Linked DNA regions of Homo sapiens: region 1 is linked to region 2. The links are chromatin loops, found by intact Hi-C in ENCODE. Cell type or tissue: GM12878. All regions are shown on one strand. Links, peaks and the distances in the headings refer to the core of each region. The heading gives the core; the rest is flanking DNA.

Region 1 (8,328 bases), core at 58-8,057, 80 kb after region 2:
TCCACCTCCAGGGTTCAAGCGATTCTCATGCCTCAGCCTCCCGAGTAGCTGGAATTAGCAGGCATGTGCCACTACACCTGGCTAATTTTTTTTTTTTTGTATTTTTAGTAGAGACAGGGTTTCACGATGGTGGCCAGGCTGGTCTCAAACTCCTGACCTCAGGTGATCTGCCTTTCTCAGCCTCCCAAAGTGCTAGGATTACAAGTGTGAGCCACCGTACCTGGTCTGTTTTTACTTTCTTATGGTGGTCTGGAACCAAACCTGCATTATCTTTGAGGTATACCCGTATATTGATCTTGCATTGTGAAAGTCTTGCTGAATGTGTATGTTTTTATACATCTACAATTTTTTTATTGTACACATATATTATCTACTCACAACAATGGTGATGTGAAAATCTCAGGTAGGCATTTATCCCCTAGGAAGCCTGCCCCACTCCCCCACCGGGATTTACCCGAGGGAGGTAGGAGAGGGGAGCATTACCCCATCTTAAACTTTTTGGGAGCAGCAGTAGGAATCTGTGTCTCCCATAGGCTGGAATAGAACATAGCCTAGCACATCTTAGCCTCCTTAAATGACTTTATTGACAGAATGAAGGAAGAAGTGAAGCGGGGGTGAGCAAGCAGCCAGCACCTCCTTCCTCTGAAGAGCCTGCTGCAGGCAGGTTTCCCTGTTGTCTAAGCTGTGATCTGCTGTCCTGGAGCATTTACCTGCTCATGCTGGTTTTGCACTGTGGGGAGAGAGAAGACAGCTAATCTTTCTTCCCCAAGACAGCCTTTCAGATAGATGTTGACAGCCAGAATGGCAGATGTACTTGGAAGGGCTTTGTAAACTCAAGGAGAATAGAGATGCTTGTTGCTGTTTTTATCATCTTGGCTTTTAATCTTGTGCTGTCCCCTGCCACAAATCTCCTCTATGGATCCCACACCCTTTCTCCAAGCCAGCGGCTTCTTCGGGGCCTCTCTAGTTTTCCTCTTAGAAACTTTACTAAGTGGGACCGGGTACAGTGGCTCACACCTGTAATCCCAGCACTTTGGGAGGCCAAGGCGGGTGGATCACTTGAGGTCAGGAGTTCGAGACCAGCCTGGCCAACGTGGTGAAACCCCATCTACTAAAAATACAAAAATTAGCTGGGCGTGGTGGCAGGTGCCTGTAGTCCCAGCTACTCGGGAGGCTAAGGCAGGAGAATCACTTGAACCCGGGAGGTGGAGGTTGCAGTGAGCTGAGATCGTGCCACCTCACTCCAGCCTGAGTGACAGAGTGAGACTTCATCTCAAAAAAAAAAAAAAAAAAAAATTTAAAACCCTCAAGATTTGGCCTGCGTACGTGTCTGTTTTGGACAGCATCCGACTCAGTCTTAGCTGACTTCTAGTGTTTAATGTGGCCCTTCAAACCATGCTTTGCTCTTGAAAACATTCTACAGCCAGACTTCGAGTGAGACAAAACTACCCTATCATATCCCTGCAGTTTTGTTGATTTTTATTGTCCTATAGTCCGACAGAGCTCATCGATTTGAAAATTCTTTTAATGGCCTGTGTTTATTTCTAAATCATTAGCTTGTAAACTCCCAGGGCATAGAGGCTAGTGGATTGTTCTTGAATATGCCGTCTTCACTGTGGTCTTAAATGTTGCTTAGGGGCCAGGCGCAGTGGCTCACGCCTGTAATCCCAGCACTTTGGGAGGCCGAGGTGGGCGGATCATGAGGTCAGGGGATCGAGACCATCCTGGCTAACATGGTGAAACCCTGTCTTTACTAAAAAAATACAAAAAAAGTAGCTGGGCGTGGTAGTGGGCGCCTGTAGTCCTAGCTACTTGGGAGGCTCAGGCGGGAGAATGGTGTGAACCTGGGAGGCGGAGCTTGCAGTGAGCCGAGATCACACCACTGCACTCCAGCCTGGGAGACAGAGCGAGACTCTGTCTCAAAAAAAAAAAATGTTGCTTAGGGTCCTGGTCCTCCAGGACTTTCCACATCTTGGCTTCCTGCTTGATTTGATCACGACGGGGAATAACCTATGGTGTGGTGGAAAGAAAGGTGCTGACTTTGGATTTATTAGCGAAGGTTAGTGCTGTTGACCCGGTTTCTATCCAGATGGTGTCAGATACTTAATGTAGGAGGTTCCCACATTTATAATCACAACAGCTCAACAAGGAGGGAGTTACTACCCTCACTTAATGGACGAAGAGATCAAGGCTTCAGTATATATATACACACACACATATATACATATATATATATACACACACACAAATAAACACACACACACACACACACACACACACACACACACTTTGCTGCCCAGTCCTGGAGTGCAGTGGCATGGTCTTGGGTCACTGCAACCTCCACCTTCTGGGTTCAAGCAATTCTCCTGCCTCAGCCTCCCAAATAGCTGGGATTACAGGTGCCTGCCACCACACCTGGCTGATTTTTTGTATTTTTAGTAGAGATGGGGTTTCACCATGTTGGCCAGGCTGGTCTTGAATTCCTGACCTTGTGATCTGCCCACCTCAGCCTCCAAAAGCACTGCGATTACAGGTGTGAACCACCGCGCCTGGCCTTTTTTTTTTTTTTTTTTTTTTGGAGACAGACTCTCACTGTGTCTCACTCTAGCCCAGGCTAGAGTGCAGTGGCATGATCTCAGCTCACTGCAACCTCCGCCTCCAGGGTTCCAGTGATTCTCCTGCCCCAGCCTCCCCAGTAGCTGGGATTACAGGTGTCCACCACCATGCCTGGCTAATTTTTGTATTTTCAATAGAGACAGGTTTCACCATGTTGGCCAGGCTGGTCTCGAACTCCTGACCTCAGGTGATCCATCTGCTTTGGCCTCCCAAAGTGCTGGGATTTACAGGCGTGAGTCACTGTGCCCAGCCAAAGACTTCAGCATTTAAGTAACCTGCCTCCCGGTCACCCAGCCAGTGTGTGCTGGAACTAGGATTCAAACCCAAGTCTGTCTTTTGATCAAACCACACACTCTTTCCATTGACCATGTGGCCCCCAGCCCCAGTGCGCAATGCTGGATGTTATCATATCCCTAGGAGGGGCCAGGAGCCAGGGTCCAAGTAACTTGGTGGGTTTCTGCGTCTGAGAAATGAAGCTGGTGAGACGGCGGTTCCTTCACTGTTTTCCAAGGGCTGCCACGGCTTTGATCTTGACAGCAACCAAGATGTATCTCCCCACTTTGCAGATGAAAAAACTGAGGCCCAGAGAGGTTAATTCAATGGTTCAGGCAGAGCACCTGTTTTATGTTGGAGCTGGAAATCAAACCCTCATGTGCCAACAGCATGCCCAGGCCCTTGGCTGTGTGTGGCGTGGACTTGCCTACCACATGGGCATGGCCAGGCCCCTGTGGTGCAGTGGAGAGATGAGCCTTTTTTATTTCAAAATACACAGCACTTCTTGGCCGGTCACAGTGGCTCATGCCTGTAATCCCAGCACTTCGGAAGGCTGAGGCGGGTAGATCACTTGAGCTCAGGAGTGAGCCACTGTGCCCGGCACTGTATGTTACTCTCTTAGAGATATGGCCAACTCGTGAGATCTGTAACCATCAGCTTTTACTAGATTATGCTGCAGTAACAAACAAACTGCTACAAATCTCAGTGGCCTGTGGCAACCAAAGATCATTTCTTGTTCATGTGTCATGTTGACTAGGGCTGGCTGTGACTGTGCCCCAGCCCCGTGGGTGGTCCTCATTCTAGGATCTCAGTGGAGGAAGTAGGTCCTATAAGGTCCTTGCAGCAGAGGGAGGGAGCACACTGGCTCTTAAATCTTAATGCTCAGATAAGACACCATCACTTACATACCATTGGCCAAAGCATTTCGTGTGGCTATGCCTGACATCACTGAGGAGGGAAAGCACCCAGGGGGAAGTTGCTGTTACACCACAAGTCACGTGGCAGTGGGCAGCGATGTGTGACGCCTCCTCCAGGGAGCCTAGATGGTAGTTGGGAGCGGCAGCAGCATATTCCATGTGACTCCGGGAACCCACAGCACAGCCGTGCTGGCACTCACATGGTTGGGCACTTTCTCACCCCTTCCATATCTCAGAGATCTGGTGGATTTCTATGAAACTTGTTTTCTAAACCTAGACTGAGTTTTTATACTATCATAAGCGGATACTGATTGAGAGCTAGATTAAAATACCTTCCTATAGACATTTGTCTTTCTCTTATTTTATTTGAGACAGGGTCTCACTGTCACCCAGGCTGGAGTGCAGTGGTGCAATCATAGCTCATTGGAGCCTTGACCTCCTGAGCTCAAGGGATCCTCCCAAAGAGGTGGGACCACAGGCATACACCACCACACCCACCCAGCCAATTTTTTATTTTTTGTAGAGACAGGATCTTGCTACACTGCCCAGGTTGATCTCGAACTCCTGCACTCAAACGATCCTCCCACCTTGGCCTCCCAAAGTGCTGGGATTATAGGCGTGAGCCACTGCACTACACATTTGTCTTTAAATGTAACACTTAGCCGGGTGCGGTGGCTCATGCCTGTAATCCCAGCACTTTGGGAGGCCGAGGCGGGCGGATCACCTGAGGTCGGGAGTTCAAGACCAGCCTGGCCAACATGGAGAAACCCCGTCTCTATTAAAAATACGAAAATTAGCTGGGCATGGTGGCAGGCACCTGTAATCCCAGCTACTCGGGAAGCTGATACAGAAGAATCTCTTGAACCTGGGCGGGGAGGTTGCAGTGAGCCAAGATCGCACCATTGCACTCCAGCCTGGGTGACAGAGCGAGATTCCGTCTCTAAATAAATAAATAAATGTAACACTACATTAAAAAAAAAAAAACTCAGCCTTATGAAAGTGATGTTGCTGAAAACATAACCGTGGAATCCAGTAGCGGCCATTAGTGCAGATGTGCGGGTCACTGCAGGAAGACAGCTGGAGAGCGCTGTTGGGTGTGTACAGTGGAGAAAGACACCTCCCAGGAGCTACTGCCAGCCAAGTGGCTGTCATCATCTCACAGCACACAAAACAGATGCTTACTACACAGAGAACTCTTTACATATTAAGTATTTCCTTTTCTTTTTTTTTTTTTTTTTTTTTTTGAGACGGAGTCTCACTCTGTCGCCCAGGCTGAAGTGCAATGGCACGATCTTGGCTCACTGCAAGCGCGGCCTCCCGAGTTCACGCCATTCTCCTGCCTCAGCCTCCCAAGTAGCTGGAATTACAGGCGCCTGCCACCACACCCAGCTAATTTTTATAGTTTTAGTCAAGAGAGACGAGGTTTCACCATGTTGGCCAGGCTGGTCTCGAACTCCTGACCTCAAGTGATCCACCCACCTTGGCCTCCCAAAGTGCTGGGATTACAGGCGTGAGCCACCGTGCCTTGTCAAGAACCCTTTACATATTGAGCATTTTCATAAATATTTAAACCTGGATTCCTGAACCCTTGGGTCACATCTGCAGACCATGCAGTTGGCCATTGCGGAAGATATTAAAAGCATATTAAACACCCACTGCGTGCCCGTGGTCGGGAGGAAAAACAGTTGATGCTACAGCTTAGTTTTCCAGGAATTCAGTATCCCTGAGTCAGGCAGCCTTATCTGTCATCCTAGAACTCCAGGACAGCCCCAGGTGGTGGTGGGAGGGGCCGCGGCTGGGAGATGGAGCTGCTCTGAGCCTGCAGATCAGGGTAGCATTCCTGGGAGGCGCCTTCCAGGCGGAGGGGAAATTGCTCATGTGTTCTGGGAACTGGGAGTGACTGGGTGTGGCAGGAGTGTGAGGCATGGCAGGAGGTGAGCCTGAAAAAGAGGCTGATCCCTCAGAGCAGGACAGGTTTTACCCAAGGCTGCAGGCCAGTGTCTAACCGTCTCTAGATCCGTCCTGGTTTAGCTTCTTCCAAATAGTTTTGTGTCTGTGTGAGAGTGTGTGTGAAACGGAGTTTTGCTGTGTTGCCCAGGTTGGTCTTGAACTCCTGGGCTCAAGCGACTCTCCCACCTTGGCCTCCCAAAGTGCTGGGATTACAGGCATGAGCAACGGTGCCGGCTCTAAATGGTTTTAAGGGCACGGTACCTACCTCAAGCTAACGTGCAGGCAGGCACGAGGTAGCTGGAATTCTAGCCTAGGATTCTCTCTTCAGCAATTCTTGCCTTAAGACCTCACCTTAGACGTTTGCTCATTCACAGATCCCTCCCCTTCTCAGAGGGAGCTGTGTTACCAAGCCTTGGCTTGTACCTCCAAGGCATGCAGTGGATGGGCTGAGCTCCCTGCAGGGAGTCAGGCGGGTGTGTGGGGGGCATGAAGGTGAGCAGGACACTGTCCCTTCCTCCCTCCCTCCCACGGATGCTCTTCCTGGCTGGTAGCCATGTGGACACCTGGGGGGAAGCTGTTCTGTGTGGCAGAGTCACTGTGTTGTGTCTGGTACTGGGGCCCTTGCCAGGGTAGGTCAGTGACTCGTCCAGGCCCTGGAGGCTGCTGCTGTCCCCTCCTCGTGCAGAGGAGGTGGGGCTGGCAGTCAAAGCCCAGGCTCCCTCCCTCCCTCTAGACTCAGAACAGCCCAGGAACCCAGCTCGAGGTCTGGAGGAAGTGATGTGTGCATTGGGTCTTGCAGCATAGATAGGTTTTGAGTGGACGGAGAGGTTAGCGAAGGGTGTTCCAAGTAAGCAAAGCACGGAACTAGGAAGTCACTGGCTGCAGCAGGGAAGTCACACAAAGGGACAACCTACCACAGACTGGGTGAGCTGCAGAGGGAGGATGGACTAAACTCCAACTTCAGGGTCATTCTGGTTGTTTTTTTTTAAGACAGGGTCTCACTTGGTCATCCAGGCTGGAGTGCAGTGGCTCAATCATAGCTCACTCCAGCCTTGAACCCCTGGGCCCAAGCGATCCTCCCACCTCAGCCTCCGAGGAGCTGGGACTACAGGCGTGTACCACCGTGCCTGTCTAATTTGTATTTTTTTGTAGAGATAGGGTCTCACTATGCTGCCCAAGCTGGTCTTGAATTCCTAGGCTCAAGCCCTCCTCCCACCTCAGTTTCCCAAAGTGCTGGGATTACAGGTGCATGCCACCATGCCCAGCTAATTTTTATTTTTGGTAGAGATAGGGTCTCACTCTGCTGCCCAGGCTGGTCTTGAACTCCTGCCTCCATTTCCTAAATTGTTGGGATTACAGGCCTGAGCCACTGCGCCCAGCCTTGAGGCCCATTCTTGTCTGCGGAGCGGAGGGGACTTTATCATTTAGAAAAGGATCTTTTAAGTCATCTCTTTTAAGAAACCTCATGGTCCATTTGCATACTGAATTCATTAAACTCATCGGCCTGACCGTGTTCCTCAGGACTGGGCTGGAATTTCCCTGTGTTAGTGGAAGAGGGCACGGGGAGAGGACTGAGAGTCTTGGTCCCTGTGATACAGCTCTGATGAGTGGAGGAACACTGGGGTTTTTGGTTTTTATGCCGGTTTAGATAAAATGACATGGATACACGTGGAGTGGTTTTTTTTTTGTTTTGTTCTGAGATGGAGTCTCGCTCTGTCGCCAGGCTGGAGTGCAGTGGCGTGATCTCGGCTCACTGCAACCTCCGCCTCCTGGGTTCAAGCAATTCTCCTGTCTCAGCCTCCTGAGTAGCTGGCATTACAGGCGCCTGCCACCATGCCCAGCTAATTTTTGTATTTTTAGTAGAGACAGGGTTTCACCATGTTGACCAGGCTGGTCTGCATCTCCTGACCTTGTGATCCACCTGCCTTGGCCTCCCAAAGTGCTGGGATTACATGTGTCAGCCACCACGCCCGGCTCAGTGGAGTGGTTTTAAAACCCCGATGTCCACGGGGCTGGTTCCTTCTGCTGGCTGTAGGGGAGAATCTACTGTGTCCCTGTCCCAGCTTCTGGTGGTTTCCTGGTCATCTTCTTCTTTGTAGATCATCAGCCCAGTCTCTCCTTCATCGCTCTGTGACATCCTACCTGTCTACATGTCTGTTTCTGTGTCCAGGTTTCTCCTCCTTATTGGATCCAACTGGACGAGGGCCCAGGCTAATGACCTTGCCTTACCTTGATCACCTGCAGAGACCCTAGCTCCAAATAAGGTCACCTTCACAGGTATTGGGGGTCAGGACTTCATCATCTTTCAAGAGACACAATTCAACCCATTATAGCCCCGAAGTGTGCCGTGCAAATTACCAAACCCCACATCCTGGGGAATAACCCAAACAGGAGACAGGAGGACAGAGTTCAGGATCCTTCCAGATCCCAGCCCTTGCCTCCAGGAGACGCAGCCACCCGGTACCCTGAGTCGGAATACCTCGGAAGTGAGGGGCCCTCCCTAGGCAGATCCTAAGCCAGAAAGAGAAGCCTCTGTGTGGCCATCAAGCGGTACGGACAGCAGCCAGGGCGT
Region 2 (8,328 bases), core at 225-8,224:
TTCACATGGCTTCAAAAGAGAACTGTTGACCCCTCCCACACACACCGCCTGCACCACCAATCCCAGTCCCCCTGTCACCTCGGGAAATGGCGTCACCACCCAGGGGCTGCTCAGGCTAAAACCTAGGTGTGCCCTGGGGCTCCCCCTCCTCTCCCCCGACATGCCTGGTCCACCAGCAAGCCCGTCCTTCCTCCTGGATACACCTGGGCTCCCAGCTACACGCTGTCACCTTGGCCCAAGCCACTGTCATGGCCACCCCACCACCACTTCCGTTCTTGGCTGCCTTCTGTCCATTCTCTTTCCCCAGCGGCCTCAGTTTTATTTCTAACGAATGCAGTTCAGATCTTTCCGTCTCCCTGCTAGACCCTCTGATGTCTTTCCATCCAACCTTCCACATTCTGTGACCCCACGTCGCCCTCACTGGCTGGGCCACGGCCCCTCTAGCCCCGGTCTTCACCCTTGAACCTGCCTAGCCTCTGTCCTCCTCCTCTGCGCCCCGTGGCTTCTTCCACTTTCTTCCACCTGGCTCACCCGGAATTCCAGCTACTTGTGCTCTTCCTGTCACACATTGCCTGGTGTGTCATTTCCATCTCTGTCTACCTTTCCCTCCTAGAATGCCATTCCCATGAGAGCACTTTCAGGCCACTTCACGGCGTACGTCCAGCCCCAGGCACAGAGCCCGGGGTATCATAGGTGCACAGTAAACATCTGTTGATGGGCTGGCTGGATTCTATGTGGGAAGCATAATGACCAGTGGTCACAAATTACTGGGGCCAGAGGGGCGCTGCCTGGTGTTAACCGCCTGGTGCCTGCCCTACCTTTAAAGCCAAGAGTGTCCATTTAATGAGCAAGAAGCAGAAATCCTGGGCAAGCAGTGCAGATGTAGGCTCTCGGGAACATGTTGACCACTCAGAAAACCTTCCAGGAGGTGAGTACCAGGAGATGGAGGTGCTCTAGACTGTGATGCTGGGAAAGGATTGTGGGCTAGAAAAAGGGCTCCCTAGGGCCGGCATATGGGCCACTGGGTGGAAGAGGGGCTCTGAGACCCTCACCCTGGAGCAGGTCATCACCCACACCGAAGGAATGAAGCGTGAATTCGGTCACGCTTAAAATGTTGAATTGTTGGCAAAAGCCCAAGTTAATGAAATAGCATGGAAAATGGATGTGATGAGATTTTTGAATTGTAATTAGATTAACATTGTCACTAGTTATCAGTCTGATATATCTTATAAATCAAACGTTGGGTTGATTTATCTTTTATCACTTCTAGGGACTTACTCCTAACAGTAACTCACAAACCAGCCCCAAATCAGAGCTGGTAGGATGGGCTCCCAGCTATCTTTAGGAGGTTTGTTGGTTTGGGGAAGACAGCTCCCCCTTGGCAGGGCTCAGGTGTTTTCTTTCTTTTTTCTTTTTTTTTTGAGACGGAGTCTTGCTCTGTCATCCAGGCTGGAGTGTAGTAGCACAATGTCGGTTCACTGCAACCTCCACCTCCTGAGTTCAAGCAATTCTCATGCCTCAGCCTCCCGAGTAGCTGGCACTACAGGTGCCCACCACCATGCCCAGCTAATTTTTGTATTTTTAATAGAGATAGGGTTTTACCATGTTAACAGGCCAGGCTGGTCACGAACTCCTGACCTTAGGTGATCCACCCGCCTTGGCCTCCCAAAGTGCTGGGATTACAGGCGTGAGCCACCGTGTCCGGCTGGGTGTTTTATTTCTTCGTCTGTTATTCAGGAACTTTGTTTCCAGCGCTGTGAGTATGAGTACAGGCCCAGGGCTGGGTGACAGAGTGCGGAGAGCGGGGCCCTACCCTTGAGCTGTTTCTGGAAGGGCTCCCAGCCAGCACCGGGCTTAGGGAGCAGTGCCCTGCAGTGTCATTCTGGGCCAGGGAGGTTGTGATGAATATTATTCTCAACAGAGGGTCCCCAGGGCAGTGATGCCACTACTCAGGATCTTACAGAAGAAGAACCTTCAGGCTGGGTGTGGGGGCTCACACCTGGAATCCCAGCACTTTGGGAGGCCAAAGTGGGAGGATTGCTTGAGCCCAGGAGTTCGAGACCAGCCTGGGCAACATAGCAAGACCCTGTTTCTCCAAAAAAAATGTTTAAAAAGTAGCTGAGCATGGTGGCATGCACCTGTGGTCCCAGCTACTGGGGAAGCTGAGGTGGGAGGATTGCTCCACCCGAGAGGTCGAGGCTGCAGTCAGCTGTGATTGTGTCACTGCAGTCCAGCCTGGGCGACAGAGGGAGACCCTGTTTCCAATTAAAACAATAAAAATCTTCATTTTGAAGAATCTGACCAGTTCTCTACCTGGCACTTGAGTGAAAAATGACACAATCCAAAGTAGGTGGCAGATTGGTTCTCACTCAGGCAGACCCTGGAGACACCTCTCCCGCTTCTGACTCAGGGGAGAGTGCGGTGACATAAACCACCTTCTTCTGCTCTAGGCCAGCTTGTAACTGTTCAGCCAGCCAGCCGTCTCCTAACTCTGTGACCCCCGGCCCAAGAACAGGGCTCCTGAAGGCCCCGAGAACCAGCCCGCCGTCCGCACGGATGTACCTGGAAGCCACAGTGCCCCACACCCCGTGGGACTTTCTCCCGAACACAGCACCTGCGCTTCCTGACTCCTCTCTCTGAATCTGGCCTTTGAGTTCAATGTCCTGGGAACTTAACTCTAGGGATGCTCTTTCCCCCTTTAGCTACCGAGTCACATGCTGCGTCTTTGGAAATTTCAGGCAATATTTAGTTTGGTGCAAAAGTCATTGTGGTTTTTGCAATTAATTGCAAAAATAATAAATGGAAAAATGAATTTGTGGACATCAGGCTTGCCTAGGGAGATGACCTAGGGAGAGGCCTCTTTTGGCATAGCTCCTGAACAGGGAGAGGTCCTGACATGAATACCCCCCGTTTTGTGAATCCTGAGCCAGTACTGTGTCCCCGGCCCCCTCCTCCCCCAACCTATACACACGCCTCACTTTCCCTTGCAGGACGTTTTCTACCACAGTTCCTCTCTCCTGACATAGTATGTGTTTGTTTCTTACTTGTCTTGCCGCATGAGGATGTAAGTTGCCTGAATTCAAAAACATGTCTTCTTTTTTGTGAATGAAAGAGTGGCTGGCATGTAGCAGGTACTGAAATTATTTGTAGAGTGAATGATAAATCTCAGTTCAGGGCACTCAGTGTGGCCTGGGCTACGTGGAATAGCCAATTGGTGGCCACAGAGAGTGGCCAGCCATTCCCAGGCTGGCAATGTGAGTCTTAGCCACTCTCTTTTACAGATAATGTGCTTATTAAAATGATATCCCAGGCATTCCCCAGTGGTGTTTGAATCGTGAATGCAAATGTCAGAGGCTCTGAAGTTTAAAGTCTTTTTTTTTTTTTGAGACGGAGTCTCGCTCTGTCGCCCAGGCTGGAGTACAGCAGTGCGATCTCGGCTCTGCAACCTCCGCCTCCCTGGTTCAGGCGATTCTCCTGCCTCCGTCTCCTGAGTAGCTGGGATTACAGGCAAGCACCACCACGCCCAGCTAATGTTTGTATTTTTAGAAGAAACGGGGTTTCACCATGTTGGCCAGGCTGGTTTTGAACTCTTGACCTCAAGTGATCTGCCGCCTTGGCCTCCCAAAGTGCTGGGATTACAGGCGTGAGCCACCGCACCTGGCCAGGTTTCAAGTCTTGACTCTAATAAAACCAGGGAGGTTTCGCTCAGCCACATAAGTGGGAGGGAAAATTAACTGTTGCTTTCTGTATTCACCAAGATGGCCTAAAATAAGCAAGCAGAAAAGGGAAGAAAGAAAACCAAACCCATGAGGTTGTCCAAGTCGATCTTGGCAGGTATTTTCTTGCCTGTTGATTGCTAGAGTTTCCCTCTACCTGCATTGCAGGCTGAAATGTATGACTCAGCCCTGACCAATAACATAGCAGTAAAAAGTAGTTTCCCCTGAGAGCTTTCTCTTCCTCCATAGCTGTGACTGCTGACATCTTCCACTGTAAGTGAGAAAAGTTGAGTGTGCCCTGCTGCCTCGTTTTTCTCACCAAGGTGTTATGAGCTGGTAGGGAAGGCCAGGAGCTAGGGCAGCAGCTTTAGAATTAGTGCAAGAGACAGGAGGACAAGTCACTGGGTCTCCTGAATTTCCTCACCTGCAAAACAGGGACAGTTTTTAAATTTCTTTTTTTTTTCTTTTTTTCTTTTTTGTTTGAGATGGAGTCTTGCTCTGTCGCCCAGGCTGGAGTACTGTGTTGTGATCTTGGCTTACTGCAACCTCTGCCTCCCAGGCTTAGGTGATTCTCATGCCTCAGCCTCCTGAGTAGCTGGGATTACAGATGCGGGCCACCATGCCCGGCTAATTTTTGTATTTTTAGCAGAGATGAGGTTTCACCATGTTGGTTAGGCTGGTCTTGAACTCCTGGCCTGAAACGATCTGCCTGCCTCGGCCTCTCAAAGTGCTGGGATTACAGGTGTGAGCCAACAGGGACTTTTTTTTTTTTATTATACTTTAAGTTCTAGGATACATGTGCACAACGTGCAGGTTTGTTACATATGTATATATGTACCATGTTGGTGTGCTGCACCCATTAACTCGTCATTTACATTAGGTATATCTCCTAATGCTATCCCTCCCCCCTCCCCCCACCCCATGACAAGCCCCGGTGTGTGATGTTCTCCTTCCCCAACAGGGACAGTTTTAATCAATCCCCTTTCTGGGTGGTGTCAGGACACCCACAGAGGTGTGGGTCTAAGCGCTTTGTGAGTGTCCACGTCCTGTGCCTAAGGAAAGCACTAGTCATTCATTCATTCACCCAACAGTTCCTGACGGCCCACCTCAACAGGAAGGAATATTATACAGCCACTAAAATGTAAAATCACCAGTGCTGTTCAGAAGGACGGAGATGTTTATGTCATTGGCTGTGTGACCAAAAGAAAAAGTTCTGCTGGGGATGTGGGATGGGCATATACGTGTTTTGAATATAAGATCTTTCTTTAATGCTGTTATATTTGGTCTCCATAAAATAATTATTCTTTGGGTGACAACCTCTTAGAAAAAGAAAGACAAAAGCAGCTATTTGCATAAACCTCAGCCCAGGTGTGGTCTCCAGCCCCAGGAAACTTCTCTAACACCCCTCCCATCCTCCCACCAGTGGTTCCTCCCTCGGTGGCATGAGGTGGTTCAGTTTTTTTCCTCTGTGCCCACCCTGGGGTGCCCTGGGCCCATGGCCACTGACTGCAGTGAACAATTATGTGTGAGTCTGTTAGTTCATTTGCATTGCTATAAAGAAATACCCGAGGCTGAGTAATTTATGAAGAAAAGAGGTTTACTTGGCCCATGGTTCTGCAGGTTGTACAAGAAGCATGACGCCAGCATCTGCTGCTGGTGAGGCCTCAGGAAGCTTCCAGTCATGATGGAAGGCAAAGAGGACTTGACATATCACATGGGGAGAGAGAGAGTGAGAAGGGGGAGGTCCCAGACTCTTTTAAACAACCAGATCTCACAAGAACTCAGAGCAAGAATTCACTCATTACCAGGAGGTGGGCACCAAGCCATTCATGAGCAATCTGCCCTCATGGCCCAAACACCTCCCACCAGGCCCCACCTCCAACACTGGGGATCACATTTCAACATGAAATTTGGAGGGGACACTAGCCGGGTGTGGTGGCATGTACCTGTAATCTCAGTTACTCAGGAGGCTGAGGCAGGAAAATCGCTTGAACCCGGGAGGCAGAGGTTACAGTGAGCTGAGATTGTGCCACTGCACTACAGCCTGGGTGACAGAGCTGAGACTGCACCACTGCACTCCAGCCTGGGTGACAGAGCAAGACTCTGTCCCCCCCCAAAAAAAAAAAAATATATATATATATATATATATATATATATATATATATATACACACACACATATATATATGTGTGTGTGTGTGTGTGTGTGTGTGTTAGGGGACAGATGTCCAAAGTGTGTCAGTGTCCATCATGGCTATTAGACTGTCAGGCATTGAATATGGGCCCATGTTTTATTTCTCTTTATTTCCTCATTGTTGAACACATGGGTGTGCCTCCTATGGATGGGACCAGTGGCTGACTCACCTTTCCAAACTTGCATCCTGATGATCTGTAAAGTGTACCCACCCTGTAAGATTGTCGTGGGACAATGTAGATAAAAACCTCGATATACAGCCTAGTACACAAAGGACGGTGTAAATATTCTCTTCCGTGCTTCGTAGATTTCATTTTTGAACGCTCAGATTGTTCTCCGGCAAAAAAAAAAAAAAAAAAAAGTGCTTGCAGTGAGAACCTGCCCTGCACTCTCAGGCGAGCTGTTGGGTGCAAGTCCTGCAGGACTGAGCTCTGAAGGCCACCCACACCCTGGGTTGTGCTTGGATGATGGCATCCCTCCTGGCACAAGCGCAGATGGGCAGTCGGGAGGGAACATCAGCCTGGGAAAACTAGATGTCAGTGAAAAATGCTGGAGGTGGCTGGCGTTCGCAAAACTCAGTCGTAAAAAACAGCACGTTCTCAGTACAAAATGAGCACTGTTAAAAATAAACCGCGCAAGAAGAAATATATGAATACGAGGGCATGGCAAACAGTTTTGCAAGGTATTAAGATCGCATTAATCTTAATTTTATTATATATTAAAGTTTCTAACTTTTCAAATAATGCAGTTTTCGTTGTTTTAAAACGTCTGAGAATTATAGAGCTATTTGGTGTGGCTCTCAGGCAAGGACTCCTGCCATTTATTGGGGCCCTGGTTTTATTTAATAGCCAGATGAATGGAATAGTTAATAAAAGAAATATTGCTTTATTCCCTGACATTTATGTCCTTGGTTTCCAATAAAGAATTGAAATTATGAATAGTTGATGGTTTAAATTGATGTTTTATGTTGAACGCTAGCTATAATTTGCCCTCTGAGGATTGTAATACCGAGAAACAGATGGTTTCTCACAGTAACAAATTGCTATGTGTATACACGCTATAGTCTTGGCTTTCAGATACTTTCACCTTTGGTTCTGAGCTGCTCTGCAGACGGGAGAGGGGGGTCGTGCGGGGAGATCAGCCTCTGGAGGAAGGGGTTTCCTGCCCTGTGGGGGAGACACAGACAGGCCCTGGGGGTTCAGGGAAACTGGGGAAATGTAGCTAGCCTGGCATGGTGTCAGTACCTGGGGCCAAGAGGAGCGTTCTGTCCACGATCATGGTGGCAGCTGCAAGGTAGTGCCTGCAGGACTGCTGTGCATGTGGCTGTTTGACACCATGCCGTGCTGCAAACTCCACATCTTCCTAGAACAACCAGGAGAATGCCGTGGAGACTTGTTGCCAGATTTTTGCAGTTGCCCTGCAGTGGAGAGGTTAAGAGCTTGGACTCCGGAGCCAGGTGGCTGGGCCACTTTGGGGGAAGTTTCCCAAATTCCCACATCTCAGTTTCCTCATCTGTAAAATGTGCATAAGAGCAAAAGCCACCACCCTGTTTTGAGGATTCAGTAAAACCATCCCTCTAACACAACACTGAGCCCAGTGCCGGGTATGGTGTCAGTGTCTGCCAGGTAATGGTGTAACGAAAATTACAAAGCAGATTGATGTGGTGTGATTCTTGACGTTACAAAAGCTTCCTTGTTTTTCAGAGGGAGTTCCCACAGGGGTTCTTTAGACAGGCAGTGCATTAAGGTTGCAGAAATTTACTTTCCAGAAGGTTTTAAAGGAACGCAGCTTCAATGGCAGCAAGGTACCTGAAACAGGAACCCTTCCAGAGTGTCTCTGTTTTGTTGGCCTTTGAGACCTGCCGCTTCTGACTGCGGGGACCTGGGCTGCCCCAGATCTGTCTGTCAGAAGCCTGGAGTTGTTAAGCTGGTGAAATTTAACACCACTGTAAAGAGCCCCTCACAGACAATTCAGGAACGCTTACAGATAGAAACCGGTCCTGGTTTTAAGGTGTAATTTTGCACAAGTGTTAACAACAAGAGATGGAATTGGTAACGAGGCACTGGGGTCGGATCTTCATATTTTTGTCACATTTCATCGGTGAGATCAGTAGGTCTGTCTCCCCTAAGAGGAGTGTGGAATTTAGTGTTTTTCCTTTTTTGGGCTGTGACCCAAGAGCTTGTTTTCAAGATATGTATTTATTTAGAATACAAGGCTCTTTTCCATAAGGAAAGAAAATGTTACAGAAATGAGCTCTCAGTTAATTGAATAAGAAACCTGTTCGTCTCATGACTCACTTAAGAGAGAGCTGGCAGCCCTTCCTGAATGCCTATTACAGGCGGCACTGTGTCCTTTTACTTAATCTTCCCAAGGAGGATGAGGGTTGCAGGCTCCCCAGGCCCATCGCTGTGTTGGTGAG

What was found. A loop is a pair of places that touch in the nucleus more often than their neighbours do. Peaks named below come from ENCODE experiments on the same cell type or tissue, not always from the same donor. Only the 100,000 strongest peaks of a DNase experiment are listed, where the experiment ranks them.
Region 1: a loop joins it to region 2, with 6 times the contacts of the local background. A loop is called at or near these places in 2 of 110 quality-filtered maps.

The regions. Positions count from the first base shown.
Region 1 is chr7:102,058,357-102,066,684 of GRCh38, forward strand. The region is part of intron 3 of CUX1 (cut like homeobox 1); the gene reads left to right. Among named protein-coding and RNA genes, the nearest start is that of SH2B2, 220 kb to the right of the region's middle. RefSeq lists enhancers at 3,857-4,156, 5,450-6,166. In GM12878, for the core only: no CTCF peak of the experiment used is centred there; a DNase peak (open chromatin) is centred at 3,825; H3K27ac peaks cover 2,766 bases.
Region 2 is chr7:101,978,247-101,986,574 of GRCh38, forward strand. The region is part of intron 2 of CUX1 (cut like homeobox 1); the gene reads left to right. Among named protein-coding and RNA genes, the nearest start is that of CUX1, 160 kb to the left of the region's middle. RefSeq lists enhancers at 347-988, 3,516-3,635, 3,666-3,775, 6,799-7,711, 7,036-7,195. In GM12878, for the core only: no CTCF peak of the experiment used is centred there; a DNase peak (open chromatin) is centred at 3,845; H3K4me3 peaks cover 284 bases; H3K27ac peaks cover 5,087 bases.